Linked DNA regions of Homo sapiens: all the other regions are linked to region 1. The links are chromatin loops, found by intact Hi-C in ENCODE. Cell type or tissue: heart right ventricle. All regions are shown on one strand. Links, peaks and the distances in the headings refer to the core of each region. The heading gives the core; the rest is flanking DNA.

Region 1 (6,440 bases), core at 705-5,704:
AAAAATACTTAATTTCTTCAAGCCCCAGTATTCTCATCTGCATTTTATACAATTCTTATGAGGATGAGTACATAGAAGGCACTAAGTAAATGGTAGACAATTCAATCTACTTTTGATATATATTTTAATGCTCCTGTTATAAGTGCAAATTTAGACTAAGGGGGTCTGCAGTGAAGATAACTCATACCTTAGCTTTTCCTTTTCAGGTTCACCCATATTTGTCCCTCGACCTATGACTCTATTGCTGTCCTTCTGCAGGCAACTCAGTTTAGGATAATTGCCTTAAGAAATGTATTGGCTACGGAGAATCTCAGTGTATAAGTGAACAAGGCATATATTTTCACAGTGGCAGAATCCTTTGCTAGAATGCGGCTCTAATACATAAATCCTGATCTGTTATGATTCCTTACTGGCTATATATAATCTGCTGGGAAGAGTATATCATACACATTTAATTCCTAAATCATCAAAGCTTTAGGTATGTTTCCCTACTACTAGTCTAAGATTTTTCAGCAGCATTAGGGATGGTTATCTCACATAAGAGGCAAAATAATTTACATTCCTTAAAAAAAAATCATTCTCTATTTTGGTTTTTGGTTCTGGTCTCTAATATGATGGATTTGGCATATGTTAAGATTTATATTCTTGCCAAGGTATGTTGAGATTAAGTTTTCAGTTATCACTATGACAGTATTCCAAATTCTGTATTTTATGCATCTGAAGGCATACATAATTGTTTCAGGAAATCTATACACCAGAGTTGGCAGGCAATCACATTGCCAAAACTCTACCCATAGATAACAATCTAGATCAAAAGAACTATCTTCTCACATGCTTTGTACTGCCTCCAAATTTGTGTGCTTAAATATACGCACACCTACAGAATTAGCCACAACACCTATAAACTGTTTCATGTCAAACCCTTAAGAAAAATTTCCTTGCTTACAATTTTTTTTTTCTTTTTTTGAGACAGATTCTCACTCTGTTACCCAGGCTGGAGTGCAGTGGCGCAATCTTGGCTCACTGCAACCTCCGCCTCCTGACTTCAAGTGATTCTCATGCCTCAGCCTCCTGAGTAGCTGGCATTACAGGTGCCCGCCCCCACACCTGGCTAACTTTTGTATTTTCAGTACAGATGGGGTTTCGCTGTGTTGGTCAGCCTGGTCTCCACTCCTGGCCCCAAGCTATCTGCCTGCCTTGGCCTCCCAAAGTGCTGGGATTACAGGTGTGAGTCACCATGTCTAGCTCTTGCTTACAATTAACCCAGAGATCTTTCTATAGTTAATGAGAGACCTTTCTACTATTTCCAGAATATTCTAGAAAGTGAAACATAACTCCACTATTGACTATTTCTGAAAAGTACAACCAAGCCACAAACTCTTACCACTTCGATGCAGAACTGGTATTTCCATTTTATGAATACTTTAAAGAGATGTATAATTTGAAAGCAAATCTCAGCAGTTAAACACCCTTACGTAACAAAAGAACTCCAGTTAATAGTCTTATCTTAGAAGAAAAGGAACAGATTATAACTATTTAGAATAATTTTGAAAAAAAAAAAAAAACCTTTTTATTCCATGTTACTGCCAATTAATGGAGAGAAGAAAACAAAGATGTAGAAAAAAAAAATGAAAATGACAAAAAGTAAGGAAAAGTCAAGCACCCAGACAGAAACACAAAGATACTGGGGCAAAAACAGAGAACAGTATACAGAGAATATGTATCAAATTGATATAGAATTGTGAATGGAGATGTAAAGATGATCATGAAGTTAGTGTTAGTGTTAGTGGTAACTGGTTCACTATGAGGGTTTCTTCAAATTATGAGGATCAATGATGATGTAACATTTTTATATTCAAGGAATCACTTTGTGTGGTCTAAAAAACAGTTGCACAAAGAATCTGTTGTTCATCTTGCAAGATCCGTATCTAAAAGCTTATGAATTTATACACTGAGAAACATTTAATGCCATATTATAACAGCCTAAGTCATAGCACCCTGCAAGGGACCACCAAGACTGTCTGATTTTAAGAAATGTCCATATCAGATTATCAATTTGTTCATTATAGAAACTTAATATCAACAGATATACAAAGACCAATTCTTTTGACTTTCTTCATTTTCCTTTCCAGTGTCAAGTTAAAATAATTCAGATTCTACTCACTTCCAAATGAGTTTTCAGAAGTCAATGACATGAACAGTACTGCATAAGTTGTTATAATAATAAAATCTGCCTTTGAAAGTACTAACAATGGGCCCAACAATCACTTATTTATTAGATGTTCCACTAGAGAACATTTATTTAGATAAAAATTAATGTACTATGTTCATTTCAATTAAGCAAGAATAGTTATCAAATTAATTTTTTACTTTTATTTACAAGCATTATGAACAAATAACAATCTACAAATATCAGAAGGAAGAAATAAAATACTGTAACACCCTGGACTATCCTAAGAATAAAGGAGATAATATACATAAGAATTTTACACAAAGACAATTTTATCTTAGTTGTTGAACTACAAATATGTGTTTACTAACATGTTTTTAGTATTCATATCCAATAAGTATACTTGAAAAGAAGTTTTTAAAAATTATGAAGAAATAAACTCTTAAAACATGGTATAAGACCAAATGTCCACAAATTCATTTTAAAAGGGAAATCTAAAGGGGGGAAAAAAGATGGAGAGCATGCTACGACAGTAAATGATGTCACTTCAGAAAACATGTACCAGTCTTAGGATATAGGACAGACACTTCTCAAATATTAAAGTTAATAAGGAAAATTAAGAATAAAGCTGTTTTATCACAGCCACTCAAAAAGATGGTGCTCTGACTGAAAGCAAGGTGGAGAAAGCACTGGTCTATCATGAAGCCTGTTTAGAATCTCAGTATTTAGCTTTATGACAGTGGGGAAATTTATTAAACATTTTGGAATTCAATTTCCTTATCTTTAAAAAAAATGTGAATACTGGTTTCTTCTACTTTAAAAAATTCTCACTCTAGGGAAATGGCAGTAAACTAAAACTTAGAGAACATAGAGAGGATTTTTAACTCCAGCTCTTTAAACAGGTCAATTATATTTAATTTTCATTTATAAAATAAATTTTAGACAAAATTTTTCCAGTTCCCACTTCTTAAAGATTCGTTTTATGAAAAGAGAACCAAGAATGGTCCCTTAGAAGTAGCAAGCACATAAATAACTTATTTGACTATACTATGTAGTGGAAAACTCAGCAAAACCTAAGCAGCTCACGGGAGACATCTGCTGCTGAAACTGGGAACTTAACCTGTGTTAGCTACAGGAAATAAAAGGGCAGACATGAATTTTGTTAACTAGAGAGCAAAGCACCATCAGATTAAAAATGGAAGAAAAACAGTTTTAAATGACCGTCAACTTCCTATGTGGCAGAATATAAACACCAAGCCACTGATTTATATTGTTATAAAATATAAAGTCACTGACAATACAAAACATTAACTGACAGGAAACAAAACAACTTAAGAGTCAAACATGAGTAGGATGCTTTACACAACCCAAGAGATACTAAGGGTATACCTGGAAGAATATACTTTCCATACTAAAATTATCTAGTTCTCTGATAATTCACACAAAGAACCCACTCTGGATGGCCATGACAGACCATTTTCTCATTTTTTAATTGTGTCTAATCTCTACAGCAAGAATAGGGAAAGGTTAGGGTCACAGCTTGGCTACATGATATGCTAAGATAACAGGAAGGAAATAGAAGTAATTAAATTTTATTTTGCTTCCATCTTTTCTCTCAAGGAGAATAATTTTTAGACAGAAAGACTGATCAAACACAAAACAGATAAAGAGTCTAGTTGCCTTAGATGAGTTCCAGTCACAAAGCTAAATGAATCACCTCCTAGAAATAGAACAAATTTGTGTATGTAATTATGAAACCAAATTTTGGAAGAAAAACAGAAAACTGCAAAGTACAAAAAGAATGTAAATGATGAAGTATTCCAATATTTTAAAAGAGAAAAGAAGAGATAGGGTTCAAGAAGTTCAAAGTGTGGAGTCTGTGGCAGATCTTTTGACAAAATGCAGAATAGCTTAATACACATAGGTTTTGCCAGATCTCAGAAGAGGCCTCGAAGAACACTGGACACTTCTATGAAAAGTGTAACTTAAGAAACAATCAGGCCCAATAAGTCACATAACCCGTTTAGAGGTGCCAGACTAGTAGACTTGGGTAAATATTATGTCATAAGGATTTTGTGAAAATTGTCTAGAGTCTTTATGAAAAAGTTGGCAAAATGAGAGTTAGAGGATAACACAGTGAAGACCAGTATTTGATTAACAATCATATTCAAGAAAACTGGTGTAAGAAGAAATACCATGCTATATGGGTCTGTGTTTTGTTCTGTTTTATTCAACATTTCCATCCACGATAGGAAAAAAATATTTTACAGTTTGTAGATGGATGACTTCCTATCTGGGATATTATGGAGAAGACTCTGTACCTAGTTCATAATGGATGTTCAAGAAATTATGTGTTGGATTTGCATACAATTTTTATAACAAAGATTCACTCCCAGGGAACCTGGGGTAGAAAATCTCTTCTAAAGTTTAAAAGGACATAAGACGTATGACTCATCTAACATGCACTTTAGCAACTTACTGTGTAATTTCATAACAAATAAGCTATAACAAATATAATAAATAAGCTATAACAAATATAACAAATATAACAAATAAGCTATAACAGGCAGTATCCATATAACAGTGAGCCTTGAACAATATGGGCTTGAACTGTGTGGGCCCACTAATATGCAATTTTTTTTTCACTAAAAATTACACTGAGTGTACCTACTTCTTCTGCCTCCCCTTCTACCTCCTCCACCTCTTCCACCACTGAGACAGCAAGACCAACCTCTCCTCTTCCTCCTCCACCAACCCAATGTGAGGACAATGGGGTAAAGACCTTTCTGATGATCCGCTTGCACTTCATAGTGAAGACGAGTGTTTTCTCTTCCTTATGATTTTCTTAATAACATTTTCTTTTCTCTAGCTTACCTTACTGTAAGAATATAGTATATAATACATATAACATAAAAATTATATGTTAATTGACTATGTATGTTATCCATAAGGCTTCTGATCAATAATAGGCTATGAGTAGCTAAGTTTTGGGGGAGTCAAAAGTTATACGTGAATTTTCGACAGTGTAAGAGTTGTGGGGTCAGTGATGCTAACTCCCGTATTGTTCAAGGGTCAACTGTATTTTAACTTTATTCTTTAATAAAATACCTCAAGGTATTGTGGGTTTGGTTCTAGACTACTACAATAAAGAGAGTATAGCAGTAAAGTGAGTCACACGAACTTTTTGGTTTCCCAGGGCATATAAAAGTTATGTTTACACTATACTATAGCCTATTAAGTGTGCAACATCATTATGTCCAAAAAAATGTATATACCTCAGTTAAAAAACATAGCCAGACCCAATGGGTGGCTCATGCCTGTAATCCCAGCACTTTGGGAGGTGGAAACAGGAGGATCTCCTAAGGCCAGAGGTCAAGATGAGCCTGGGCAACACAGTGAGACACTGTCTTTGCAAAACAAACAAACCAAAATTAGCCAGGCATGGTGGTGAGTGCCTGTAGTCTCTGCTATTCTACAGTTTTGCCTCAACCCAAGCTCCATAAGCTCAGGTTTGCCTCTGAGCAATGATCACACCACTGCACTCCAGCCTGGGCAGCAGAGGAAGACCCTCTGTATTTAAAAAACAAACAACCCAACAACCTTTATAGCTAAAAAGTGCCACCGACCATCTGAGCCCTCAGTGCATATTCATCTTTATGCTGGTAGAATGTCTTCTCCTGATGTTGGTGGCTTCTGACTGATCAGGGTGGTGGTTGCTGAAAGCTGGGGTGGGTGTGGCAATTTCTTTAAACAAGACAATGAAGTCTGCCACATTAGCTTTTCCTTTCACAAAAGATTTCTCTGTAGCATAAGATGCTGTTTGATGCTATTCTACCCACAACAGAATTTCTTTCAAAAGTGTAGTCAATCCTCTCTTAACTCTGCTGCTACTCTATCAACTAACTTTACTAAATATTCCCAATTCTTTGTTGTAATTTCAACTATGTTTCTTTTCATTAATTTTTTTCTACAGCCTAATCTTGGAAGTGATTGTAGGAGACCGGTCAGGGTGGTGGGAAAAGTTATAAAAATTATAGGGAAAGATGCAAACCTTTCTGGAAGGCCGGGAGGTTTTGCAAAAGCTTCAAAAGAGGATTTAGCTAAAGGCAGTTAAATTCTCTTAAGAGCAAGGGTTAGATAACAAGGGAATGTAAAGGAACTTATCTAGATAAATTTGTTTATTCCTGTCTCCAGACACTAACCTTTGATCACTCGTGTGCAGGACTGCTCTCTACTTGGGGGTGAACAATGTTAATTACCCACAAATTGT
Region 2 (5,816 bases), core at 1-5,000, 350 kb before region 1:
CTGCTCCTGCAGCCCTGGTGCTGACTTGAAGGCTGCTGCAGCTTCTCCTACTTTTAGCAGGTCTGAGGATTATGTCCTGAAGACCACTCTGGAAAGAGGTGCAGGAACAGATTAGTCAGGTTTCCTAGGACAAGGAAGAGCTTCAGGGAAGAGCAGTGGCTAACTCCTGTAATCCCAACACTTGGGGAGGCCGAGGCAGGCAGATCAACTGAGGTCAGGAGTTGAAGACCAGCCTGGCCAACATGGTGAAAGCCCATCTCTACTAAAAATACAAAAATTAGCTGGGCATGGTGGTGTACTCCTGTAGTCCCAGCTACTCAGGAGGCTGAAGCGGGAGAGTCACGTGAACCCGGGAAGCAGAGTGAGCTGAGCACACACTACTATACTCCAGGCTGGGTAACAAAGCGAGACTCCCATCTCCCAAAAAGCAGTTCTGGAATAGAACTCACGCTAGATGGATAGACCAGTGGACACTTTGGAACCTTGGGGCTGGGGAGGAAACTGCCCATCCAGTAAACCCCCAAAAAGCCATTTGTTCTGCACTACGTATATTGCTTATTCTTTCTGGTCTTAAGTACTTGCCTCTCAACCTCCCTTTTTAGTAAAAGACAAGGCCACGTGAGAGGCGGGACTATCAACATTGTGATGAATTTACTTGAAACCCAGTGCCCAAAATCAATGTAGGTAGCCAAGTCCAAAAACCTGTTCTAGTCCAACTAGTGAAATCAAACTGTGATACTTGGATAAGCTTAGAAGGAAACGTGAAGAATACGTAGCTGCTTTGGGTTTACTCTGGTTCAGTTGGGCTGTTGAAATCTTAACATCCTTGGGCTTATCACCTACTGCTTGTCAGCCCTGTTCCATGTCCAGGGGATGGGGGTGGTGACAATCCAGTTCCAAGACCCTCATGCTCTAGAGAGGAAGGTGGCCAGCCAGGGTTGTAACTACGATGAAAAAGCAGTGGGAGGGTCTCCTATGAGGCAAGCCTAAGGACAAAAAGGAAGGCCTTGCAGCCTGTATTCTGGATAAGGAATTAAAAGCTCAGTTAATTGAAGCCCATCAGGCGTGTTGTGGATTAGGTCTGTTAGCTCTTAAATTGCAGCAAAACACATAGTATGAACATAAGTATGAATTTATCTCCAGTGGCTTTCAAGAAAGATCCCGTGAGGCCGGGCACCGTGGGTCATACCTGTAATCCCAACACCTTGGGAAGCCTGGGTGTGGAGATGGCTTGAGACCAGCCTAGACAACAGTGAGACTCCCATCTCTACAAGAAAAATTAGGTGGCCGTGATGGCATAAGCCTGCAGTTCTCAGGAAGCTGAGGTGGGAGGATTGCTTGAGCCCGACACTGCACTCCAGCCTGGGTGACAAACAGCTTGAAAAACCTTGTGACTTGGTGTCTAGGTCTTCTGGAATCTATGAAATGATGCCTCCAGGGCTCTCCTCGGTTCCCTGCAGCCTTCATCCAGGTGAGAATGTGCTGCAGCTGGTTTCTTTGGGAGGCCTGTGGGTTAAAGTAAGCGATAGTCTATATGCCGTGTGGCCATCTACGAATAAGGGCTGGGATTGCTGGTGGCTCTGGTGCAGCACAGTCACTGCTTTTTCCATACTTGGAGAGCCTATGGGAGTGCGATTTTGATAGGGCTTGAATTGCAGGAAGAGCCCATGGCTCCCAAGGTGGGGCTTGCATTTCTATCAAGTAGCTGTTAATAATGGGGCAGTTGCTGGGCAACTGTGTGCTCAGCAGCTGGGCTTTTCCCTCAGCCCCTCTACTAACCTGCTGTGAGGCAAGACAAGGGCAGGACACTAACGTTCCTGTCTCCTGATTCTTTTTCTTTACCATTCCTTAAGAGAAGGAAAGCAGAGACGGTCCAGTCCTGTGATTTCTCAGTGCTTGTTCTAATCATATGTGCTGATTTCCTGTTGAATGAAGATGAAGGCCGGGTGCGGTGGCTCAGGCCTGTAAGCCCAGCACTTTGGGAGGCCAAGGTGGGTGGATCACCTGAGGTTTGGAGTTTGAGACCAGCCTGGCCAACATGGTGAAACCCCATCTCTACTAAAAATACAAAAATTAGCTGGGCATGGTAAGTGGGCGCCTGTAATCCCAGCTACTTGAGAGGCTGAGGCAGGAGAATTGCTTGAACCCAGGAGGCAGAGGCTGCAGTGAGCCGAGATCGCGCCATCGCACTCCAGCCTGGGCGACAACACTGTCTCAAAAAAAAAAAAAAAAAAAAAGATGTAAGGTGGGTTACCCTGCAGGGCCAGAAAGAGACATTGAGGCTTGCGATTAGGGACTGAAGTCAAATTCCCAGTCTTCCCTAGTACCTGTCTCTAGTTTCTGATTTGGAGGTGTTTGGAGCCATTTTAGAAAAGTGATAGTTTTCTTCTGCAAATGGTTGTCGCCACATTTGTCATGTTTCCAGCAGGTGGCAGCATAAGTCCACAAGGATGTGGAAACCTCTGCCGGAGGGAGGCCTGGTGATGAGCTGATGGCAGGCCTTCTAACTCCAAACTCAGCCTCAGATTCCAGACCAGTGGATAGGCCCAGGGAGTCTCCCACCTTGAGTGATGCTGCACAACCCCTGCAAAAGGGGTTTCCAATTGGATCCTACAGCTAAGATTATTTGGAAGCATGTCCTGTGCCCTTTCTCTGAGAGTTACCCCGTTATCTTTGTGTGTCTCACTGTCTCTCATCAGGCTTAAAAAAAATACCAAAGCTTTTCTCACCCCAAAAGACTGTCTCCTGACCTGCCACCTCACACAGTTGTCTCTTCCCTTCATTGCCAAACTTTCAGGATGAGCATACTCTAGCCTTCTCGAAGTGTGGCTTCTGTCCCCCTTCCCCCAGGTGCCAAAGCCAGGAGTCAGCCTTCCCTAGGTTCACCTACTTCCCTGCAGCATCTAACAGACTATCCCTCCTTCCTGCCGAAACTACTCCTCCACCGCTAAGAATTTAGGCAGTAGGGCCAGGCATGGTGGCTCACGCCTGTAATCCCAGCACTTTGGGAGGCCAAGGTGGGTGGATGACCTGAAGTCAGGAGTTCGAGACCAGCCTGACCAACATGGCAAAACCCTGTCTCTACTAAAAATACAAAAATTAGCCAGGTGTGGTGGCAGGCGCCAATAATCTCAGCTACTCCAGAGGCTGAGGCATGAGAATCACTTGAACCTAGGAGGTTGAAGTAAGCCGAGATTGTGCCACTGCACTCCAGCCTGGGCAACAGAGCAAGACTCTGTCTCAAAAAAAAAAAAAAAAAAAAGGGGGCCGGGTGCAGTGGCTCACGCCTGTAATCCCAGCACTTTGGGAGTCCGAGGCGGGCGAATCACGAGGTCAGGAGATGGAGACCATCCTGGCTAACACGGTGAAACCCCATCTCTACTAAAAATACAAAAAATTAGCTGGGCGTGGTGGCGGGCGCCTGTAGTCCCAGCTGCTTGGGAGGCTAAGGCAGGAGAATGGCGTGAACCCAGGAGGCGGAGCTTGCAGTGAGCTGAGATCGCGCCACTGCACTCTAGCCTGGGAGGCAGACAGAGCGAGACTCTATTTCAAAAAAAAAAAAAAAAAAAAAAAAAGGGAATTTAGGCAGTGACCTAGCACTGTGGGAGGCTGAGGTGGGAAGACAGCATGAGCTCAGGAGTTAGAGACCAGTCTGAGCAACATAGCCGGACACGTGTCTCTACCAAAAAAAAAAAAAGAAAAAAAGAACTTAGACACACTAAGGGTTGAAGTGGAGAGGAAGGAAAAGAACAAATCCTCAAGGATTGCAGCCATTTAAAAGCCCAGTTCCATCCAATTCATAGATGGGAACAAATGGCTGTCCCCACTGATCAGGTCACCAACCCAGTAATGGGGGGAGTAAGAGGCCAGGAGGGTTACCCTATTTCTGATCCCCGTACATGGAAACATGAAAAGAAATGCATGCTCCCTCTGACAGGGGGGACTTTGTTTTGTTCACTGTGCTGTTCCGAGCCTAGAAGAGAGGCTAACACATAGTAGGTGCTCAGCAAGTTTCCCAGGGGAAACACCTTCCCCCCAACTTACTGTAAGGTCAGGTAGCAACAGGAAGGGATCATTAGGCCAGGAGTTTTATTTTTAAAGATACTTTTAGGCCGGGCGCGGTGGCTCACACCTGTAATCCCAGGACTTTGGGAGGCCGAGGCGGGTGGATCACGAGGTCAGGAGATCGAGACCATCCTGGCCAACACAGTGAAACCCCGTCTCTACTAAAAATACAAAAAATTAGCTGGGCGTGGTGGCGGGCGCCTGTAGTCCCAGCTGCTCGGGAGGCTGAGGCAGGAGAAATGGCATGAACCCAGGAGGCGGAGGTTGCAGTGAGCCGAGATCACGCCACTGCACTCCAGCCTGGGCAACAGAGCAAGACTCCGTCTCAAAAATAAATAAATAAATAAAGATAAAGATACTTTTATTTTTAAAATTTTTTATTTTTTTACATATAAGGTCTCACTCTGTGGCCCAGGCTGGAGTGCAGTGGCACAATCATGGCTCACTGCAGCCTTGGCCTCCCGAGCTCAAGCAATCCTCCTACCTCAGTCTCTCGAGTAGCTTAGTGGTGGGGATTACATATGTGCACCACCACGCCTGGCTAATTAAAAAAAAAAAAATGTTTTTATAGAGACAGTGTCTCACTGCATTACCCAGGCTGGTCTCAAACTTCTGGGCTCAAGCAGTCCTCCCGTCTTGGCCTCCCCAAGTGTTAGGATTACAGGTGTGAGCCACTGCACCTGGCCAACATATTTTTAAAGTTATTTTTACTTTATTATTTTTTAAAATGAGATGAGGTCTCACTTTGTTGCCCAGGCTAGAGTACAAAGATGTTATCATAGCACAGTACGGCCTTGAACTCCTGGGCTCAAGTGATCCCACTTTAGCCTCCCCAATAGCTGACTACAGGCACATACCACTGCATCCAGTTTAAATTCTTAATGTTTTTGTACCAAGGATTCTTTTGGGAGTCTGGTGAAGCCTTTGAACCCTTTTCAGAATAATATTTTCTAAATCACTTTAAAATATAAAAGGAATACAAGGGAGACCAATTATATTGAAATTAGTTATTAAAATATTTGAGCACAACTTATGTGATAGAATTATAGATATGTTCATTAATGGATTAGGTAAGATTTATTTACATTGAAAACACAGGTAGTTTGGTTCTGGTAGTGATGAAGTGGCTTATAACAGAGTAATCCTTCTGTTGATGACAATTATAAACTCTGGTTAGGCCAGACAGGTGGCTTATACCTGTAATCCTAGCACTTTGGGAGGCCAAGATCTGCGGATTGCTTGAGCCCCCGAGTTTGATACCAGCCTGGGTAACATGGTGAAACTCTGTCTCTACAAAAAATACAAAAATTAGCCAGGCGGGCCTGGCGCAGTGGCTCACACCTGTAATCCCAGCACTTTGGGAGGCCAAGGCGGGCGGATTACCTGAGGTCAGGAGTTCAAGACGAACCTGGTCAACATGGTGAAACCTCACCTCTACTAAAAATACAAAAATTAACCGGGCATGGTGGCGTATGCTTGTAGGCCCAGTTACTCGGGAAGCCGAGGCAGGAGAATCGCTGGAACCTGGGAGGCAGAGGTTGCAGTGAGCCTAGATTGCACCACTGTACTCCAGCCTGGGCAACAGAGCAAGACCTTATATATATAAAAAAAAAAAAAAAAAAAAAAATTAGCCAGGCATGGTGTCACGCTCTTATAGTCCCAGCTACTAGGGAGACTAAAGTGGGAGGATCACCTGAGCCACTGGGGAGGTTGAGGCTGCAGTGAGCTGTGATTGCACCACTACGCTCTAG
Region 3 (6,440 bases), core at 1,287-6,286, 98 kb before region 1:
GCTCAGTGAAAGCCATTTCAGACTTCTGACCTCCAGAACTAGAAGATATTAAATCTTTGTTGCTTGACACCACTCAGTTTATGGTCATTTGTTCAGCGGCACTAGGAAATACAATGGCTAAAGTCAAAAGAAACTCTTCCTACTCTTTCTACTAGCCCTCCCTCAAGGTGTACCCAAAGCAGTCATTCCCCATGGCCCACACCCCAGGCTCAGCCCAAAGCAGTTGCCCGTAACCCCAGAGGAATGAAAAGGTCTGGGCTCTAATGTTAACCATGCCATTCACTGGCACCTGATCTGAGACAACTCACTGAAGTGCAGAGCCTTTCTTCATCTATAAAATTCAGAATGTGTCAGAACTCATCGAATTTTTTTTTTGAGATGGGATCTCACTCCGTTGCCCAGGATGGAGTGCAATGGTGCAATCATAGCTCACTGCAAGCTAAAACTCCTGGGTTCAAGGGATCCTCCCTCCTCAGCCTCCCCAGTGGCTAGAACTATAGGTGCATGCCACCATACCCAGGTAATTTTTTTTTTTTTTTTTTTAAGTAGAGACAGGGAGACAGGGTCTTACTAAGCTGCCAAACTCCTGGGTAATGCAATCCTCCCGCCTTGGCCTCCCAAAATGCTGGGATTATAGGCGTGAGCCACCACACTCAGTCAGATCTCTTCTGAGTCTGTAACCTTACATTTTTCTGCCACTGCCTCCCCACCTCCTTTCTCTCCACTTCAATCCAATTTCTACACTTTTAACAAGTGAGCATTCCCCTCCTGCTTGGGACCCTCCTGTGGTTCCAGCGCCCTCCAGATGAAGGCCAGGCTCCTTAGGCTCAACTCCCAAAGCCCTAGACAACTTGGCCTCTGACACACTCCCATTTGTTCTGTAAACCTGAGCCACACTGGCCACTGTGTGGTTCCTGTGGACACCCACTGAACACCCAAAGCACACGCCTGCCCTCGTGAACTCTGGCTCACTGCCCTTCCTTCAGATACGTCTCATTCAGGTCTCTGCCTAACTGTCACCTCCTCAGAGAGTCTTGCCCTGACCACCCTTTCTAAGAGGTCGGCCCATCACTTCTCAGCCCTTTGTACTGCTTGATTTTTCTCAACAGCACCTGACAGGTGTTCCCCTGTGCCTAGACCAGTGCCTGGCACACAGTACAGGCTCAAAAACATGGACGGAGTGGAAATTGATTCCAGACATGAAGAAAACAGCGCAAGGAAAGGGACAGAACCTGAAGGAGACGGGTATGGGGTTATTTTAGATAGAGTGGTTGATGGCCTCACTGGGAATGTGACATTTCAGCAAAGATTGAGCACCTGGATCTGGGGAAGATGGCTTTGTTAGTGCACAGGCCTCAGGCTGAAGAGCTCTGCAGTCTTGGGGTATTGGGATGTAGCTAGGGGTGAGGCAGACAGCAGCAGGCAATGGGGGGCCGGGGCCAGGTCAGGTGGGCCTTACAGAGCTGGTAAGTGGCTTGGACATTAGGCTGACAGTAACAGGAGGCTCAGAGAGAGTATGGAGGAGGGGACTGACACCACTGATGTCCTTTTTTTTTTTTTTTTTTTTTCCTGAGACAGAGTTTCCCTCTGTTGCCCAGGCTAGAGTGCAGTGACATGATCATAGCTCACTGCAGCCTCAAACTCCTGGACTCAAGCAGTCCTCCCACCTCAGCCTCCTGAGTAGCTGGGCCTACAGAGTGTGCCACTATGCCCCAAGTCTTTTGTTTTCTGGTTTTTTCATTTGTTTGGTTTTTGGTGAGGTTTTTTTTTGTTTGTTTGTTTTTGAGACAGAGTCTCGCTGTTGTTGCTTGGGCTGGAGTAGAATGGCACAATCTTGGCTCACTGCAACCTCCACCTCCGGGGTTCCAGCAATTCTCCTGCTTCAGCCTCCCGAGTAGCTGGGATTACAGGCACCCGCCACCATGCCTAGCTAATTTTTGTATTTTTAGTAGAGACGGGGTTTTACCACGTTGGCCAGGCTGGTCTCGAACTCCTGACCTCAGGTGATCCACCTGCCTCGGCCTCCCAAAGTGCTGGGATTACAGGCATGAGCCACCACGCCCAGCCTTGGTTTTTTCAGAGACAGGATTTCACCATTGCTCAGGCTGGTCTTGAACTCCTGGGCTCAATCCTCCCTCCTCTGCCTCCCAAAGTGCTGGGATTACAGGGGTGAGCCACCACGCCCGGCTGCTGATGTCCATTTTTTAATATGCATGTTGCCTGCTCTACAGAGAAGACTGGAGGGGAGTGGGAAGAGGGAGATGAGTACTGCTCAGGCCACGCCAGCCATGAGCATCATTTGGATAAGCAAGAGGGGCCATGAGCGCTGTGAGTCCAGATGGAAAAGGCAGAAGAGGCACAATCTGCAGACCAGTTAGTTGTGGGACATGAGGGGAAGAAGGGAAGGAAGAACCCTGGGATCTGAGCAGCTGGCCGAAGAGTATGTGATTTGCTGAGTCAACGAAAACCTGGGGAAGGACTGTTTTGAGGTCAAACCAAGAGCTCTGTTTTGGCTATAAGTCTGAGCTGCCTGTTAGACATTCCAGTGGAGGTTCCGAAATGGTCAGTGGGTATTGTAAGAACCAAAGAAAGAGGAGAGAGGAGAGAAACACGAAGGGTGGCTCGACAGTCAACAGGTTTATTTCAAACCTGGGAGGGACTTCCGACCGAGTTAGGTCAGAGCCACACTCTCCTACAGACTAAGAGTTTTTAAGGATTCAGGGTGGGAGAGTTTATCAAAGGCTTGAACTGTTTCTGTGTCTCTCTGTTGTGCTTATCTGGGAGGGAGAGTTGTGTGTCTGTTCCTATACAACTTTCTGCAGCTGCAGGCATACCCCCCAAGTCTGCTTTTAGCTTCCCTTAGTGCACCTGAAGGGAACAGAATGTCCTTATTAAGGCCCACTGTTATACTGAGGCCCATTGTAAGAGGGTGAAGTTTGGCCGTTACCCAGGAAACAAACCTGTTGACTGTCAAGTCACCCTTCGTGTTTCTCTCCTCTTTCTTTAATTCTTACAGATATATGAGCCTGGAGTTTAAGGGAGAAGCAGGAACGGCATTCAGAGGGATAGCAGAGAATATGGGTGCTGAGCAAAGACACAGATTTAGTGATTAGAAGTGAAACAGGCTGGGTGCAGTGGCTCACACCTGTAATCTTGGCACTTTGGGACACCAAGGCAGGCAGATCACTTGAGCTCATGAGTTCGAGACCAGCCTGGGCAACGTGGTGAAACCTCATCTCTACAGAAATACAAAAATTAGCTGGGTGTGGTGGTGTGTGCCTGTAATCCCAGCTACTGGGGAGGATGAGACAGGAGGATCACTTGAACCAGGAAGGTCAAGGCTGTAGTGAGCCGGGATCACGCCATGGCACTCCAGCCTAGGTGACAAAGTAAGACCCTGTCTCAAAAAAAAAAAAAAAAAAAAAGTGAAACAAGAAACAAGATCAGCTGGGCACGGTGGCTCACGCCTGTAATCCCAGCACTTTGGGAGGCCAAGGCAGGCAGATCGCCTGATGCTGGGAGTTCAAGACCAGCCTGACCAGCATGGTAAAACCCCATCTCTACTAAAAATACAAAAATTAGCCGGGTGTGGTGGCAGGCACCTGTAATCCCAGCTACTCTGGAAGCTGAGGCAGGAGAATCGCTTGAACCCAGGAAGTGGAGGTTGCAATGAGCCGAGATCGTGCCATTGCACTCCATCCTGGGCAACAGAGTGAGACTCTGTCAAAAAAAAAAAAAAAAGAAAGAAAGAAAAAAGGTCATCGGCTGCAAGTAAGAAGCATGGTGACAGTTCGAAGAGAAGGGAGAGTGGGAACGGAAGGGAGGGTGGGAACCAAAGCGACTACAGCAACATGGCAGGGTTGCTGGTATTATAGTCCATTTAAGATCTCTGCACTTGAATCTAAAATGGAATCAGTCTGCACAGTTTTGCAGCTCTTCTCCAGGCACTTTCAGCTATCTGAGTTAGGTTAACCAATGTGAGAGGTTCTTCTAGAAGAGAGAGGAAAGGGAAAACAGTACAACCACGATGGGACACTGGAACTAATCAGGTTAAGAATGGGGGAGGGGAACACACATAAGGCGGCTGCAGAGCAGTGAGGAAGCAGTGGGGTCTGAGACCTGCTGAAGGAGGCACATTCCAGTGAGTGTGAAAGATGGAAAGGAGTGGGCAGAGAGTGGGACAGATGCCTGAAGGCAAGACTTTGAAGGTGACTAGTACTAAAAAGCTCCCGACCACGGGAGTGGGCAGATGAGGAGGATGGAGGAAAGAGACGCCTGCAAGTAAGGAGGATGAAGAAACTGGAGGGGCCAGGATGTGGAAACCCCCAAAAGTGAAGTAAAAGAGATGAAGGGATAGGCAGCCAGCCGGGTGCTGGAGGCTCCAAGGGAACTGGAGAGACTTGCCCTGGGAAGTGGCTACCTCAGGGAGGGCTGGCAAGGGGTATGGCATCTGCCATGTGCTTCAAAGGAGCTGGGGTTTGTGAAGGAGTGGGTAGTGATCTGGAAGCAGTAATGAGGAGCAGGGAGGACACCTCCCCATGCACCACACCAGCCCTGCCAGATGCAAAAGGGGAGAGAAGAAAGGCAGCTGCTCCTGGGGGACACCCACCTCTCCAGCCTTTTTCTGGACCATGCCTCCAATCCATCCACCTCCCCCTACCTGATCCCTCTCCTTGCTCCCTTCCACCAATCCCACACTGGACCCTGCCAACAGCGAACTCCTGGCCATTCCCCCATGCAACAAGCTCTTCCAGGATCCTAAGCCTGTGGTTGATGTATGCTCTGCCCCCCCAGGCAAACATGACTCATGATTCTAAGCCAAGCCAGATTTAATCTCTTTTCAAGAAGTCTTCCATGAAAAACCCCTCCCTTCTTTCCCTACCAAGGCTTTTTTTTTTTTTTCTTTTTCTGAGATGGAGTTTAGCTCTGTTGCCCAGGCTGGAGTGCAGTGGCGGGATCTCGGCTCACTGCAACCTCCACCTCCTGGGTTCAAGTGATTCTCCCACCTCAGCCTCCCAAGTAGCTGGGGTTATAGGCATGCGCCATGACGCCCAGCTAATTTTGTTGTTTTGAGATGGAGTTTCACTTTTGCCGCCCAGGCTGGAGTGCAAAGGTGCAATCTGGCTCACTGCAACCTCTGCCTCCCAGGTTCAAGTGATTCTCCTGCCTCAGCCTCCCAAGTATATGGGATTACAGGCGTCCGCCACCAACGCCCAGCTAATTTTTGTATTTTTAGTAGAGACAGGGTTTCACCAGGTTGGCCAGGCTGGTCTTGAACTCCTGACCTCAAGCGATTCACCCACCCAAAGTGCAGGGATTACAGGCATGAGCCACTGCACCTGGCACTTCTTATAACCCTGTTCACAAAGACAGGGAGCTGTATTTCAACTTCATATCCCCAGAACCTAACAGAGTGTCTAGTAAGCAAGAAAGGTACTCAAGGCATATAATGAATAAATGAAGCCGGAGCTGAGGGGATGTCATTTTAAAGGCCCTGGAACGGGAAAAGTGAGTTTCTGAGAATTTGAAACCTTGAGGCCAACCTCAAGGCCTTTGCGCATATTACTCTCTCCGCCTAGAACACTCTTCCCTCTCTTCACCTGGTTAACCACTGTGCCTAATAAACATCACCTCCTTAGAGTAGACCTCCCTAAGCCGTTTAAATAGTATCTGCTGTGATCAACTGTCATTGAATGTGAGTGCTGCTGGGTATCCTATTACTCAACATTCTTAGAAATTACAGAATTGGCCAGGCACAGTGGCTCACACCTGTAATCCCAACACTTTGGGAGGCTGAGGCAGGCGGATCACCTGAGGTCAGGAGTTCGAGACCAGCCTGATCAACATGGTGGAACCCCATCTCTACTAAAAATACAAAAATTAGCCGGGCGTGGTGGCGTCTGCACCTGTAATCCCAGCTACCAGGGAGGCTGAGGCAAGAGAATCGCTTGAACCCAGGAGGTGGAGGTTGCAGTGAGCCGAGATCATGCCACTCCACTCCAGCCTGAGCGACAGGGAAAGACTCCGTCTCAAAAAAAGGAAAAGAAAAAGAAATTACAGAATTTTCTCTAAACTTTTATATCATAATAGGTATCATTTATTGAAGGTATATGGTATGCCAGGCAATGTGCAAAATGTTTTACATTTAACCTTCATAGTAAACCTGACAGGTGAATATAGTTTATATTTTCCCATTCCAGATGAGGCAATTTGAGGCCCAGGAAGTCTGACACACTCCCAACAGCCACAGTAAGTGACTAAGCGGCTGAAAAGAACCACTACACAGTATTTCCCAAAGTCTGGACCACCTAAATCAGAATCAGCTGGCACGCTTGTGCAAATGAAAATTCCTGCCTCCACCCTGGTCTTACTGAACACCGTGGCAGGCACCATGCCCAGAAATCTGCCTTTTAAACAAGCTCCCTGAGTGACTTTTACAC
Region 4 (6,440 bases), core at 932-5,931, 310 kb before region 1:
AACATCCATTTATTTTGCCACAGTCCCACAGGTCAGGAGACCAGTACAGCATGGCTAGGTTCTCTGTCCAGCTGCATCCCTCCCCTGGAATTTAGGGTCCTCTTCCAAGCTCATTTCTATTACTGGCAGAATTCAGTATGAAGTTCCCATTTCCTTGCTGGCTGCCAGCCAGGGGCTGCTGTTAGCTTCTAGAATTTGCTATCATTCCTTGCCACCTTGTCCCTCAGTCTTCAGGTCAACAATGGCATGTGAATTCTGCTTCTAGTCTGACTTCTCCTTCTGCCACCAGTGGGAGAAAGCTCTCTGCTTTTAAGGTCTCATGGGATTAGATGAGGCTCACCCAGAATATTTCCCTATTTTAAGGCTAATTGTGCCATGTAACCTAAGCTAATTACAGAGGTGACATCTCATCATGTGCACAGACGGGTTCCAGGGAGCCAGGCAGGACATCTCTGGGGTGCTGGATTTACTGTGCTGCACACTAGAGAAGGTACATTTTTATCAGACACCCTCTATTTTCTTTTTCTTTTTTTTTTTTTTTTTTTGTTTTTGAGATGGAGTCTCACTCTGTGGCCCAGGCTGGAGTGCAGTGGCGTGATGCCGGCTCACTGCAACCTCTACCTCCCGGATTCAAGCAATTCTCATGCCTCAGCCTCCCGAGTAACTGGGATTACAGGGATGTGCCACCATGCTGGGCTCATTTTTTCTATTTTTAGTAGAGACAGGGTTTCACCAAGTTGGCCAGGTTGGTCTTGAATTCCTGACCTCAAGTGGTCCACCCACCTCGGCCTCCCAAAATGCTGCGATTATAGGCATGAGCCACCGCGCCCAGACCCACCTCTATTTTCTAAGTGCTAAACAACATGGCTCCAAAGCATAACTGAAAAGCAGGTTAGTTGCTCATCGCATGCAGAGTCCAATGAACAAGCGCGAGGTCTGGTGTAAGAAAAGTGAATGTATTCCAAAGGTAGCTTGGGGAAGGGACACAACGCGTCCTGCCTTTACATGTGCTGCTTCACCTTTGGAGCAGTAACATGGACACTTTTATAAGGTCGGGGGTGAGCAAGTATGCAAGGCAGGCGTTCCCCTGTTGCCCCGTATCTTATCTACTGGATAATTGAGTTGGTGCCTTCCCAGGCAGAAATAACTTGTAAAAGTGGCCAAGCGGGAATGCTTTCGACATACCCTCCTGGAGGATGAAGGTCACTTCCAGTTTGCAGAGCAGAAGTTCTAAGGTCACCCCATGGAGGTAAAAGTTCCGTGGCAGGTACGCTTCAGTCTGGAAATCAACTGTCAGCAAATCGACTGTCAGCTCTCAAGGAAAAGATCTGTCTTGGAGCCGTTGAAGAAATTGCCCTGAAGGGAATTACCCTGAAGGGAATGTCTAGGGGGAGGTGAACGGTTACATTTGCATTTCTGAAGGGCTGAGTAGGAAACGGGAAGGAGGGAAAGGGGAGAGAATAGAAAATAATAATTAAAAAAAAAGTAATTCATTCCGTTTTTCTTAGAAAAAATGGGAGCATTTGGTTACAAAAATACATAAAATCTAGCAAGAAACATTCGACTAGGTCTGCGGGAGCTGAGCTATCTGAGCTGAGCCTGGCCTCCCCATCAGCGCTTAGCAAATTGCAGGTGGTCTTAACAAATTGCAGGCAGTCATGGTGGACAGGCAGCTGTTTCCAGACTTGCCTCCATCCTCCAGACCCTAGCACGTGTCTGAGTGGTGGCTAACATGCAGCTTTTGCAGTCAGGCCACCTGAGAGCAATCTCAACCTGCCCCTTTCCAGCTAGGCAGCTCCAGTATGGGGAGTGGCTGTTTTATATTTCTGTCCTGCATCAGCCCCTGAGGCAGGCATCCCTGTACTTTCACTTCTGTGAGCCCACACATCTCCTTGCTGGTCGCAACCAGTTCGAGCAGACTTTCTTTTTTCCTTTTCTTTCCTTCTTTTTATTATTATTATTTTTTTTGAGACAGGGTCTCATTCTGTCACCCAGGCTGGAGTGCATGGGCACTGTAACCTCAACCTCCCAGGATCCTCCCATCTCAGCTCCCCTCCGCAACCCTCAGTGGCTGGGACTACAGGTGCTCATGCCACCATGCCTGGCTGATTTTTGTACTTTTTTGTAGAGGTGGTGTTTCACCATGTTGCCAGGCTGGTCTCAAACTCCTGAGCTCAAGCGATCTGCCCATCTAGGCCTCTTAAAGTGCTGGGGTTACAGGTGCGAGCCACCAAGCCCAACTGAGCAGAATCTCATGTCACTTGAAACCAAACATATCCTTACCATCGTTGGCTTTATATATTAAGATTTTATGAAAAAATGATTATTGTGTCATTTGTCTATGAGATCAGATACTAAACAATTAGAACAGCAAACTGTATCCTGCTATCCAAGGCCTTAGTTCTGACCTCACCAGGCCTCTGAGGGTGGGCCCCCAGTAGGGATTTTTGAGGTCCTGAAGGGGCTGCACTCACCTCCCTGGCCGGTGAAACAAGATCATTTCTCCTTCCCTGGTAGAGGCCCCTAAGGTGGCCCTGAGGGTCTCGAAGCCCCCTCACTCCCTCCGAGGCTGTCGGGATCTCGCACATTTCTCCTAAGCCTCAGGCCTGAGCTTGGTGGAAAGGCTCACGGAGGAAAGTCTTCCTTACACAGATGAGCCAGAGAAAGGAACGAGCAGCCCCTGGAATCTCAGTGCCAGGAAGCAGTTCCTGTTAACAGCTTGGTGTGGCGCTTTCCAGCTTAAATCCGCATAAAAAAGATGCCTTGGGGTACAAGTAATGGAGTTCCAGATTTCACACAACCTGCTCAAATCGTGCAGTCTCCCATCCACCTCAGCGTCACGATGCCCCCGGCGGTCAGTTGGGGGCGCTCCCTGCCCTCTTCTGGGATTGCCAGGGCGGGGACTCACCCAGCCCTCCAGCCCGGCCAGCCCCTTGCTCCTCGCGGGGCCCCGCCCCGACCCGCGGCCCTGCAGCCGGCACTGGGAGGTCTACGCCGCCTTACCCCACGCCTCGCGCAGCTCCGCGGGCTGGTCTCGAGGGGAGATGCCCTCGCTCGGGGCGCGCACCGGGTGGCGCCGAGATGCCCACCTCCTCCGCAGGCCCCCGGGATCCATCGGATGCCACCCCCACCACACACACAGGGCTCCCCCACCCTCGACAGCCGAACGCGTTGTCCCCTGCACAGCCCAGGCGGGTTCCGCGAGGGGCTCTGGGTCGCACCGCGCCCCGGGACGCCCGCGCCCACCCAGCAGCTCCTGGCTGCCCGGCGACGAGGAGCCGCGGGGGGCAGGCGGAGCCCGAGGGGGGCAGCTTCGCCATGGGTGAGGGCAGGGATTCCACGCATTCCTGTGGGATTCGGCCGCACCGAGGAAAAACAAAGCCAAGGTGATTTGTGATAGGTCACAGGCTGCACGGCAGGGTCAGTCAATCCCAGCCCAGGCCGGTAGTTCCCAACTTGAGTCACCTGGGAGCGATAAAAAATGCCTGGGCTCGCGCCCCACCCACTCACTCATTCGGATTCATTCTGTCTGGTTGCGATCTGGACTAGATATTTTCTCAAATTCCCGGGGGGCAAAACCCTCTAAAAGGATTGAGCTCTAAGCTTTGGCTCACTTTGGAAGGGTCTTCAGTGAGTATACAATGTATTCCAAGATTCAAGTTTTGTTTTAGAAATATAAGCAAAAATTGCATTCTGTTCGATAATGTATCTGTGTTCATTTTCACATAAAGGCAATTGGTAAAAGACAATTTTCAGAAAAAGGTAGATTCATGACCCTTGTTCAGAAATAAAAAATGAGCATGTATTAAAGATTTATTTTACTCATAAAAAGGACAAGGTAGATGTTATATCTGGTTCAAAGGAGACATCAAAAAGCACAAATTTATATGGAGTGAAGGAATTGAATTGCAAACAGCGGCAAACTGGTTTTTCCACCGTGGGGGTGTTGGTGGGGGGTGGAAGAGAAGTCAATGGAAGCTTCACCTGACAAGACAGTTTGCAAAGCCCTCAGTACTTGCAACTTAAAAAGAGGTGCAAAATAGCTCAAAGACCGTGAATGGGGCTGGAAGCAGACAGGTCTGGCTGTGCTTTAGATAATGTATAGTGTTTCACTGGAACAGAAAAGTTTTTCTTCACAATAGCTTAAATAACTCTCTGGAAACATTTATTTCTTACAGCCCTAATAACGCTGGGCTCCCCCAACCATCACAGTTTCAATCGCTCATTGGACATAACATTTTCCTCCTTTTAGACAGAAACAACAAACACAGATATTTGTGACTAAGTTACTGCTAAGGAAAAAGGATGGGAGGCTGGAGGCTCTTGGGAGACAGTAGAGTATGGGGGTTAGGTGTGCAGGGCACAGAGTTCAAATCGTGCCTGTCACACAATAGCCGTGGGATCCTTCTCTTAGAGCCCTCCATTTCTTACTTTGAACATGGTGTATAACAGGATTCCAGAAGCTTCCCCCTGCTCCTTCTCAGTTTAGGTGCACAGAATAAGTCACCTAGGAACAGCTTTCTTTGTTAAGAGTAGGATTCTTTGAGTGGTCTCCTTTAGTTATGTAAATGTGGCTGAGTAGGCACCCATTACCCTGGGGGAAGAGTGGAACTGGACTTTTTGAGGACTGACAAAGGCTACCCCTTTTCAAGGCCCCTTGGAATGCACAGCCAGTTGCCGGGGAGGAGGGAACCATTTTGCAAAGCCAGGGCCTTTGAGGAGGAAAGAGTTAAGACCCTGGGACCAACTAAAATCTACTGTCTAAAAAGTTGCTTCACCAGGCCAGAGAGAACCTGAGTCTGTGGGATTCCCCCACAGACTGTGTAGCTGACTGGGGGGCCACAGGACCCAGCACCCCTGGCATGCTGCTGCTCTCTGGGGAAAGGTCGTTGAGCTTGTGAGGGTGACTGAGAGAAGGGTAACTTTGTTTTGGAAGCATAGGCCCCACCGCAGCCTGTGCAGTGAAGGTAGCCAAGCCTCAGAAGCCACAGGACTGTGCAGGCCCGCTGTTCCACAGCGCCCCTGTGTGGAGAGAGAGGGAACAACTGGAGATGACTGCTCAGACTTTCCAGAGAACCCTCTCTTTGGAGGAGGGAAATCCCTGAGGTTCTTGGACAATTTGAGAGTGGGTTCCAAGAGGCTGATATTGGATTTTTCTGCCAATAATGGTACATGAGGGATTTGAGCAATCAATGAGAAAAATTAAAAAGTAACCATATTTGTACCCTGAGTTAAAGTCATATTGACTACACGTTAAATGTTTACCAGGGTGCCTGGCATATGAAATGTGCTCCATAAAATGTCAGTTGTTATCATTACCAGGAAGCAAAACTAAATGCCTGATTTTCCAGAGTGGGGCCCCACTGGAGCTGGCCAGAATGGGCCAAAGTGCGCCAGAGGGAGGGGTGGAGGTGCCTCAAAACTGCCCTCTGCTCCCTCAGGCTGCCGTGAACCCCTGCTCTTTGTCCCTTTGTGCTCAGGATAAAGTTAAAGTACTCCTGAACCTAGAAGACCTGAGAAACTGCCCTGCCTGCCTCCCAGCCTCCCACCCCTTCTCTCACCCCAGGTCCAGCCCCGAGAGGAGCTCCTTTCCGCTTCAGAATGCATCCACCCTGCTCCCAGCAGCCCTTGGTATATGTGGTTCCCTCTGCCTCATCCTTCAGGGGCAGCTGAACCCATAACCGTCTCTGGGCCTCCACCTGGGCCTGGGTCCTGTGGCCTGTACACCTCCATTTTCTGGGTGTCCCTGGGCTGCCCTCTCCCATGCTGAACTGTGAGCCCCAATCCCCTCTCTGCAGCCCAGAGCAGGACCTGGCTTCTGAGGATGAGGAGGGGCAAATAGGGCTGGCATCACAGTCGCAGGCCTCCCTCAGAAGCTCCCAGCACTTGGTTTAATGCTCAATGCTCTGCTGTGGCAATCTTAAATTCTTTTTTTTTTTTTTTTTTTTTTTGAGACAGTGTCTCGCTCTGTCACCCAGGCTGGAGTGCAGTGATGCGATCACAGCTCACTGCAGCCTCGACCTCCTGGGCTCAAGGGATCCTCCCACCTCAGCATCCCGAGGCAATCTCTGGCAACCTTGGCCCCAGACAGGTGCGTGCCACCACTCTGAGGTAATTTTAAAATTTTTTAAGAAAAAAATTAGCCAGGCGTGGTGGTGGGTGCCTGTAGTCCCAGCTACTCGGGAGGCTGAGGCAGCAGAATGGCGCGAACCTGGGAAGCAGAGCTTGCAGTGAGCTGAGATCGCACCACTGCACTCCAGCCTGGGCGACAGAATGAGACCTCTGTCTCAAAAAAAAAAAATTTTTTTTTTTGTAGAGACAGGGGTCTCTCTATGTTGCCCAGGCTGGTCCCAAATTCCTGGGCTCAAGCCATCCTCCCACCTCAGCCTCCCAAAGTGTTGGGATTACAGGCGTGAGCCTGACCTTTAAAATTCTTAATA
Region 5 (6,440 bases), core at 487-5,486, 88 kb before region 1:
CCCGACTTCAACCATCTTTTTAATTTCAACTAGTTTGGACCTGCATGGTGGCTCATGCCTGTAATCCCAGCACTTTGGGAGGCCAAGGTGGGAGAATTGCTTGAGGCCAGGAGTTTCAGACCAGCCTACACAACATAGCAACATCCATCTGTACAAAAAAAAAAAATCCGTCTGTACAAAAAAAAAATTATTTTAATTAATAAACTGGTTCAAGTTGGGTTTCTGTCACTTGCAACCAAAAGAGACCAGACTAACATAGACACAATTTCTATATGTCTGTTTGAGATAGGAAAAACCAAACTGACTGCTTTTACTCTTCTCACACTCAACACATTTTTTTTTTTTTGAGACAGAGTCTAACTCTGTTGCCCAGGCTAGAGTGAAGTGGCACAGTCATAGCTTGCTGCAGCCTCAGCTTCCAGGCTCAAGTGATCCTCCTGCCTCAGCCTCCCAAGTAGCTGCTGGGACCACAAGCACGCACCACTATGCTCGGCTTTTTCTTTTTTTTTTTTTCCTTAGAGGTGGGGTCCCACTTTGTTGCCCAGGCTGGTCTCGAACGCCTAGGCTCAAGCGATCCTCCCGCTTTGGCCTCCCAAAGTGCTGGGATTATAGGTGTGAGCCACCATGCCCGTCCTCAACACAATGCTTCTGACAGCAGATGTGTGGAGGTTTTTCCTTACACACTAAGCAACTATCCAGCAGACACTAACTGGTTGTCCTACAATTCAATTCTGATACTAGCTAATGACTGGAGTTAGAATCAGATCCCATAGGTCAAAGGCTCAGTCCCACAAGACTGTCCCCCACCTCAGATGCCAGTCAAAAGTAGCAGTTGTCATCTGTACTTCTAACCAAATGGCTATAAATGAGGGTTCCATTAATTTACTAGGATGGCTCATAGAAGGAAACACTCACATGTACTGGCTCATTATAAAGAATGTGACAAAGGTTACAGATAAACAGCCAGATGAGATGGTACCCAGGGCAAAGGATGGGGGCGCAGACCTTCCATGCCCACTCCAGGTACCTCCATGGTTCAGCAGTCTAGAAGCTCTTCAAACGCTGTGGTTGAGGGATTTTTACAGAGGCTTCGTAATGCAGGCACAATCGATTGTTATTATTATTATTATTATTTTTGAGACGGAGTTTCACTCTTTGTTGCCCAGGCTGGAGTGCAATGGTGCAATCTCAGCTCACTGCAACCTCCGCCTCCGGGGTTCAAACGATTCTCCTGCCTCAGCCTCCCAAGTAGCTGGGATTACAGGCATGCGCCACCACGCCCAGCTGATTTTGTATTTTTAGTAGAGACAGGGTTTCTCCATGTTGGTCAGGCTGGTCTCGAACTTCCGATCTCAGGTGATCTGCCTGCCTTGGCCTCCCAAAGTGCTGGGATTACAGGCGTGAGCCACTGCGCCTGGTCGGCACAATCAATTATCAACTCAATCTCTGGCTTTTCTCCCCATCCCAGAAGATGGGGATGGGGCTGAAAGTTCCAAGCTTCTAACCTTGGCTTGGTTTTTCTGGTGACCAGCCCACCAAGAGTCATCTCATTAGAATACTAGATGTTCCCATCACCCATGAAATTCCAAGGGATTAGGACCCTTTATCAGGAGCAAGGGACAAAGACCAAATAGAACAAAAAGATCCACCTAGTGCCCCATCACTCAGGAAATGACAAGAATTTTAGGAGCTCTGTGCCAGGAGCCAGGGGCAGAGATCAATTATATATTTTTCCTTTCTTTTTCTTTCTTTCTTTTTTTTTTTTTTTTTGTTAGACAGAGTTTTGCTGTTGTCACCCAGGCTGGAGTGCAGTGGTGCAATCTCAGCTCACTGCAACCTCTGCTTCTTGGGTTCAAATGATTCTCCTGCCTCAGCCTCCCGAGTAGCTGTGATTACAGGTGCGTGCCCCCCACGCCCACCTAGTTTTTGTATTTTTAGTAGAGACAGGGTTTCACCATGTTGGCCAGGCTGGTCTCGAACTCCTGACCTCAGGTGATCTGCCCGCCTCAGCCTCTCAAAGTGCTAGGATTACAGGTGTGAGCCACCGTACCCGGCCTAATTATATATTTTTCTTATTTCACAATGTCATATCAACTAAAAGTGGCCTCAGCAATGGGGGTGGTGGTTCATTTTCTTATAATAAATACAGAAGTAGCTGGCTTCTTACCAGCAGCTCAAGTTGTCAAGGATCTGGGTTGGTTCTGAATTGTATCATCCCCGTGACTAGGTGTGATATGGAACAAATAGATACGGTTTGATACAGTTTAAAAATAATTAAACTACTATAATTCCTTAGTTATAATTTAAGACTTTCTTTGAATCCTGAACACTTGTGTAAGCATAATGCCAGTATTTAGGTGGAAAATCTCTGACTCAATCTCAGTCTGTTTAACTTATTCGATGTGTTCTCGTGGGAGTACAAAGGATACTTTTGTCACAAGAGGCAAAACTGCTTAGTTCTGAAGCTTCCTCCAGGCAGTCTCTAGGTTGGCTCTGCTGTGTATATTCCATGAGTTCATAGCAATACACTGAACCAGCTGCCTCAGCTTCCCCACTCTTAGGACCTGCCAAAGCATCCCATTTGCCCCAAATGTTCTTGTTTGACCACTCCAGTTTTCCCAAAATGGGATACATACTGCCAATGGGCCCAAGATGACTTTCTAAATTGTTTAATTATGAAAATTTCAAACATATGCAAAACCAGAGGATGGTTTAGTGAATCGCCATACACCCATCTCTCAGATTCTAGAATTATAATGACACTGGTGCTGGGAAAAACTTAACCTCAAATTAAATCCTTGGAATATGCTGAACACTTTAGCCAATATCTTCAGCCTTGCATAGGACATCGAAGGGACTGGTGGAGCTCTAGATTCTGGTGGGGGACACAGCTGATTCTTCTGCAGCCTAGAGCCCTCTGTGGGCCCTAGCCCTGAGTACTTTAGGGGCAGGAGGGTCACACTCCTCTGTGGCCTGCTACACACAGTTCATGAATGAAGTCATCTTTGCAGGCAAAGCAGGCATCTTTCTGGCTGCTGTCTTTGTTGGAAGGCAAAGAGCTGAGACCACAAGCAAAGAGGGAGAGTTGGTAAATGTTACTTTCCTGAGTTGCATAAAAGGGTGAAGCCACCTAAATTAAGCACACTGAGCCTGACCCACCCAGGCAGACCAGCGGCCAGCTAGACTAAACGCAGTTGCCTCATCCGGGAGCTCCTGCAGGGGGAGTTCAGACCAAGAGCATGTTTCTGGGCAGGCCCAGCGCCTGGATCTAATCAGTGGGATGGAGGAGGAACATACTGAAATGCCCGGCGTAAATCAAGAGATGAATTACAAGATGCTGCTTAAGCGAACATTTCCTTCCAGGAAAGTTGGATCTTGGTCGCTGCTCAAAACTCATGATGTGTGGGGTATGCAGGTCCATTCATCTTCCCAGCCCGGAGTCCATGTAGGGGTGGAGGAACAATTGTCTCCCAAAGGCTGCTTCTCCTCCCACTCCCCTTCCCAAAGCTGTTTATATCTGGAAGCTGAAGATTTCTTGGAAGGAGAGCACACCGGGTGGAAATATTCATCTCCCAAAAGAGCTCTCGGTGGGCGGTAAAGCAGGCGACCCCTGAAAGTCACTGAGCAGCCACTGTGGCCTCTAGTGTGTGTCCTTCCTCCCCTGTCCCAAGGATGTGAGCCGCATCACTGCCCCAATCGTTCTGTGGCCTGGAGGAGGTTGGCAGAAAAACTCAGGCCTCAAAATGAACATCTGGAAGAGCAAGCCTGGATTCCCAGGTGGTTTCCAAGCAGGCACACTTGGAGAGATTGCTAGGGCTTTCATCAGTGGTGTTCATAGACATACTCACTTAAGACTTTTCATGACGACTGTCACTTTCTTTTTTATTTTTTATTTTTTTTGAGATGGAGTCTGGCTCTGTCGCCCAGGCTAGAGTGCAGTGGCGCGATCTCGGCTCACTGCAAGCTCTGCCTCCCGGGTTCACGCCATTCTCCTGCCTCAGCCTCCCGAGTAGCTGGGACTACAGGCACACGCTGCCGTGCCGGCTAATTTTTTGTGTTTTTTCGTAGAGACGGGGTTTCACCATGTTAGCCAGGATGGTCTCGATCTCCTGACCTCGTGATCCGCCCGCCTCAGCCTCCCAAAGTACTGGGATTACAGGCATGAGCCACTGCGCCCGGCCGAGGACTGTCACTTTCTAAGCAAGTTTAAAAAAGCACATCACAGGGCACAGGATGTTAGCCCAGAGGGTGGCATGTTGGTTTAAGCTGGAGGAATAGATGCTAAAGTGACCACATTTGGGTAGTTTCCTGGCAGGTCAACACACCTGGGTGACCAGCAAGATGTGGCACACAGAGAACATCTTTTTTTTTTTTTTTTTTGAGATGGAGTTTCACTCTTGTCACCCAGGCTGGAGTGCAATGGTACAATCTCAGCTCACTGCAACCTCCGCCTCTCGGGGTCAAGAGATTCTCCTGCCTCAGCCTCCTGAGTAGCTGGGATTATAGGCACGTGCCACCACACCCAGCTAATTTTTGTATTTTTAGCAGAGAAGGGTTTTGACCATGTTGATCAGGCTGGTCTCGAACTCCTGACCTCGTGATCTGCCTGACTCTGTCTCAAAGAAAAAAAAAAAGAAAAGAAACGCAAATCTTCTGGCTCAGCAGTCTGGGTGCCTCTGCTGGAACTCAAGGGTCCTAGGCAGGGCCCCTGCAGCATCTGCGGCCAAGAAAGCCGAGCTGCGGGCCCACTGGGTACCCCAGCCAACTCCAAGGAGAGACCCGCGGCCAGTGCAGGCGGGGCAGCCCCCCCAGGGCCCTGCTCCGCGGAGGATAAATGTCTCAGCGGGAGCATCCGGCCGGCGGAGCAGCCCGGGAAGCGGCCCAGACGCAGCCAGACTGGCGTGGGGGCCAGTTCCCGATCTGGGTCCCGGCGGGGGGAGCGAGCCCGTCCCGCGGCCTCCAGCCAAGAGAAGCGAGCGAGGGGCTGCAGGGATTTTTACCCAGTGGCCTGACACTTAACGAAGGGTGGGTCACTGCAGTGATCTCCGGCGTGGGAAGGATTGGGGTTGGCTGCGGCGGGAGACTCAGGTAGAGTCTTGGGGAACAGCCAGCACAGCCCGACCTGGCCCCAGGTGCACCCCCACCTCCCTTAGGCCGTCATTTCCAGCAACACAGCGCCATCTCTGCCAGCCCAGCGGTCAGGACGGCGAGAGGCGCCCAGAAAACATACGCCCTGCAATGGAGAGTCAGTCCCCACCCGGGCGTCCTGGGTTCCCTGTTTTCCTCCCATCACCGACCCCCAAGCCGCCCCCTCTCAACACGCCCCGGCTTAGCCCCCAGCCCCTGACTGTGGAGCTGCCCTGGCCGGCCGGCAGCCCTGGCCCACCCGGGTCCCTTACTGCACGTTCTCTCTGGTCCGGCCCCTGGCCCTTTCCCTCCCTGCCTGAACTCCTTACAAAGGACAGATCAGAGCTGTCCGGTGTCTTAGGAAAGAAGAGATCCTTCACATTCAGTGATAGGAACTTGTCTCGAAACAGCTTAAGCCAAAAGGGCTTTCTTTGGCTCACATCCCTGAGAAGTCAGGGGTGGAGCTGGCCCCGCTGGGCAGGGCTGGAAGTAGGACTTTACAGTGCCCTCGGTCTTTGGGCTTCCGTCCCGCTCTCTCCCTCTCCGCTCCGCTTTCAGCCCTGTGTGGGACTGGGACTGCATGTCCGCTCTGCCTGGGTAACCTTGGGTCTGCTGAGAACCAGAGAGGAGCCACCAAGGCCTTCCAGGGTCTTCCCTGGAGGCTGGGAGCCTAGTCCTTACCCTGGCATGGCTGCACCCTCTTGACTTTCTAAAATGCCTCTGAGTGTATTGGATAAAGGATCCTTTTTGACTCGAGCTCTTCACACTGATCACTTGCAAGGCAGAGTCTGCACTCTTACAGGCTCCCTGGCAGAGCCAGCCTCCATCCCAGGCCTCCCTTCCTGCCCACGAAGCAGAGTTCTAAGCAGGAGGAAAGAACAAGTGGCTGAATCTCAGCTCCGGGGGCCCCCTCCTCCCTCCCTCCCTCCCTCTGTGAGCAGGGGCTCAGCCGTGTCCTCCTATTTCTCCAGGTCCTGGAAAGGGGCCCCGGGATCCTGGGGGAGGTGCTGAAGGAGGCAGTTGTGCTGAAGTTATGTGCAGTGTGGCGGCAGCTTGTCCAGGCTCAGACACTTCTAGTAAATGGAGTTAAGTCACCCACTCCCCTAGGTATTTGCGGCCCCTGCTTTGAATCAAGGCGTAGAAGCTATCCAGAAAAAGGTGACATGAGCCCTGCCCACCCTTTAGATTTAAGCAAACCCTATCTGAGGACTGGGGCTGTCCTGACAGAGGTTGGCCTGCAAGGGTCTGGGTGCATCTGGAGGCTGACACCTTGGGCACAGACCCAAGGGGCAGCATCATCAAATGGAGAGAGC

Evidence for each region. A loop is a pair of places that touch in the nucleus more often than their neighbours do. Peaks named below come from ENCODE experiments on the same cell type or tissue, not always from the same donor. Only the 100,000 strongest peaks of a DNase experiment are listed, where the experiment ranks them.
Region 2: it touches region 1 in a loop (10-fold over the local background); 68 of 110 quality-filtered maps call a loop at or near these places.
Region 3: a loop joins it to region 1, with 3 times the contacts of the local background. A loop is called at or near these places in 77 of 110 quality-filtered maps.
Region 4: a loop joins it to region 1, with 4 times the contacts of the local background. A loop is called at or near these places in 74 of 110 quality-filtered maps.
Region 5: it touches region 1 in a loop (8-fold over the local background); 78 of 110 quality-filtered maps call a loop at or near these places.

The regions. Positions count from the first base shown.
Region 1 is chr2:231,101,144-231,107,583 of GRCh38, reverse strand. The region is part of intron 16 of PSMD1 (proteasome 26S subunit, non-ATPase 1); the gene reads right to left. Among named protein-coding and RNA genes, the nearest start is that of HTR2B, 21 kb to the left of the region's middle. In heart right ventricle, for the core only: CTCF peaks have their summits at 3,059 and 3,263; a DNase peak (open chromatin) is centred at 3,263; H3K27ac peaks cover 412 bases.
Region 2 is chr2:231,448,774-231,454,589 of GRCh38, reverse strand. NCL (nucleolin) reads left to right here. Exons shown (of 14, transcript NM_005381.3): 14 at 1-1,059. Among named protein-coding and RNA genes, the nearest start is that of SNORA75, 4.3 kb to the left of the region's middle. RefSeq lists enhancers at 1,659-1,888, 2,298-2,592. In heart right ventricle, for the core only: a CTCF peak has its summit at 2,437 (motif pointing right); a DNase peak (open chromatin) is centred at 2,459.
Region 3 is chr2:231,199,305-231,205,744 of GRCh38, reverse strand. All of the region lies in intron 1 of ARMC9 (armadillo repeat containing 9), which reads right to left. Among named protein-coding and RNA genes, the nearest start is that of ARMC9, 3.9 kb to the right of the region's middle. In heart right ventricle, for the core only: no CTCF peak of the experiment used is centred there; no DNase peak of the experiment used is centred there; H3K4me3 peaks cover 120 bases.
Region 4 is chr2:231,408,960-231,415,399 of GRCh38, reverse strand. LOC124907997 (a long non-coding RNA gene) reads right to left here and starts at 3,104. Exons shown (of 2, transcript XR_007088118.1): 1 at 2,475-3,104; 2 at 936-1,424. RefSeq lists enhancers at 167-926, 927-1,687, 3,782-4,386, 4,387-4,992 and a silencer at 2,898-3,237. In heart right ventricle, for the core only: CTCF peaks have their summits at 2,848 and 4,996; a DNase peak (open chromatin) is centred at 2,869; H3K4me3 peaks cover 1,400 bases; H3K27me3 peaks cover 1,115 bases.
Region 5 is chr2:231,189,402-231,195,841 of GRCh38, reverse strand. No RefSeq gene overlaps it. Among named protein-coding and RNA genes, the nearest start is that of ARMC9, 6.0 kb to the left of the region's middle. RefSeq lists an enhancer at 3,453-4,333. In heart right ventricle, for the core only: CTCF peaks have their summits at 3,034 and 3,233; DNase peaks (open chromatin) are centred at 3,221, 5,031 and 5,071; H3K4me3 peaks cover 995 bases; H3K27ac peaks cover 3,154 bases; H3K27me3 peaks cover 1,061 bases.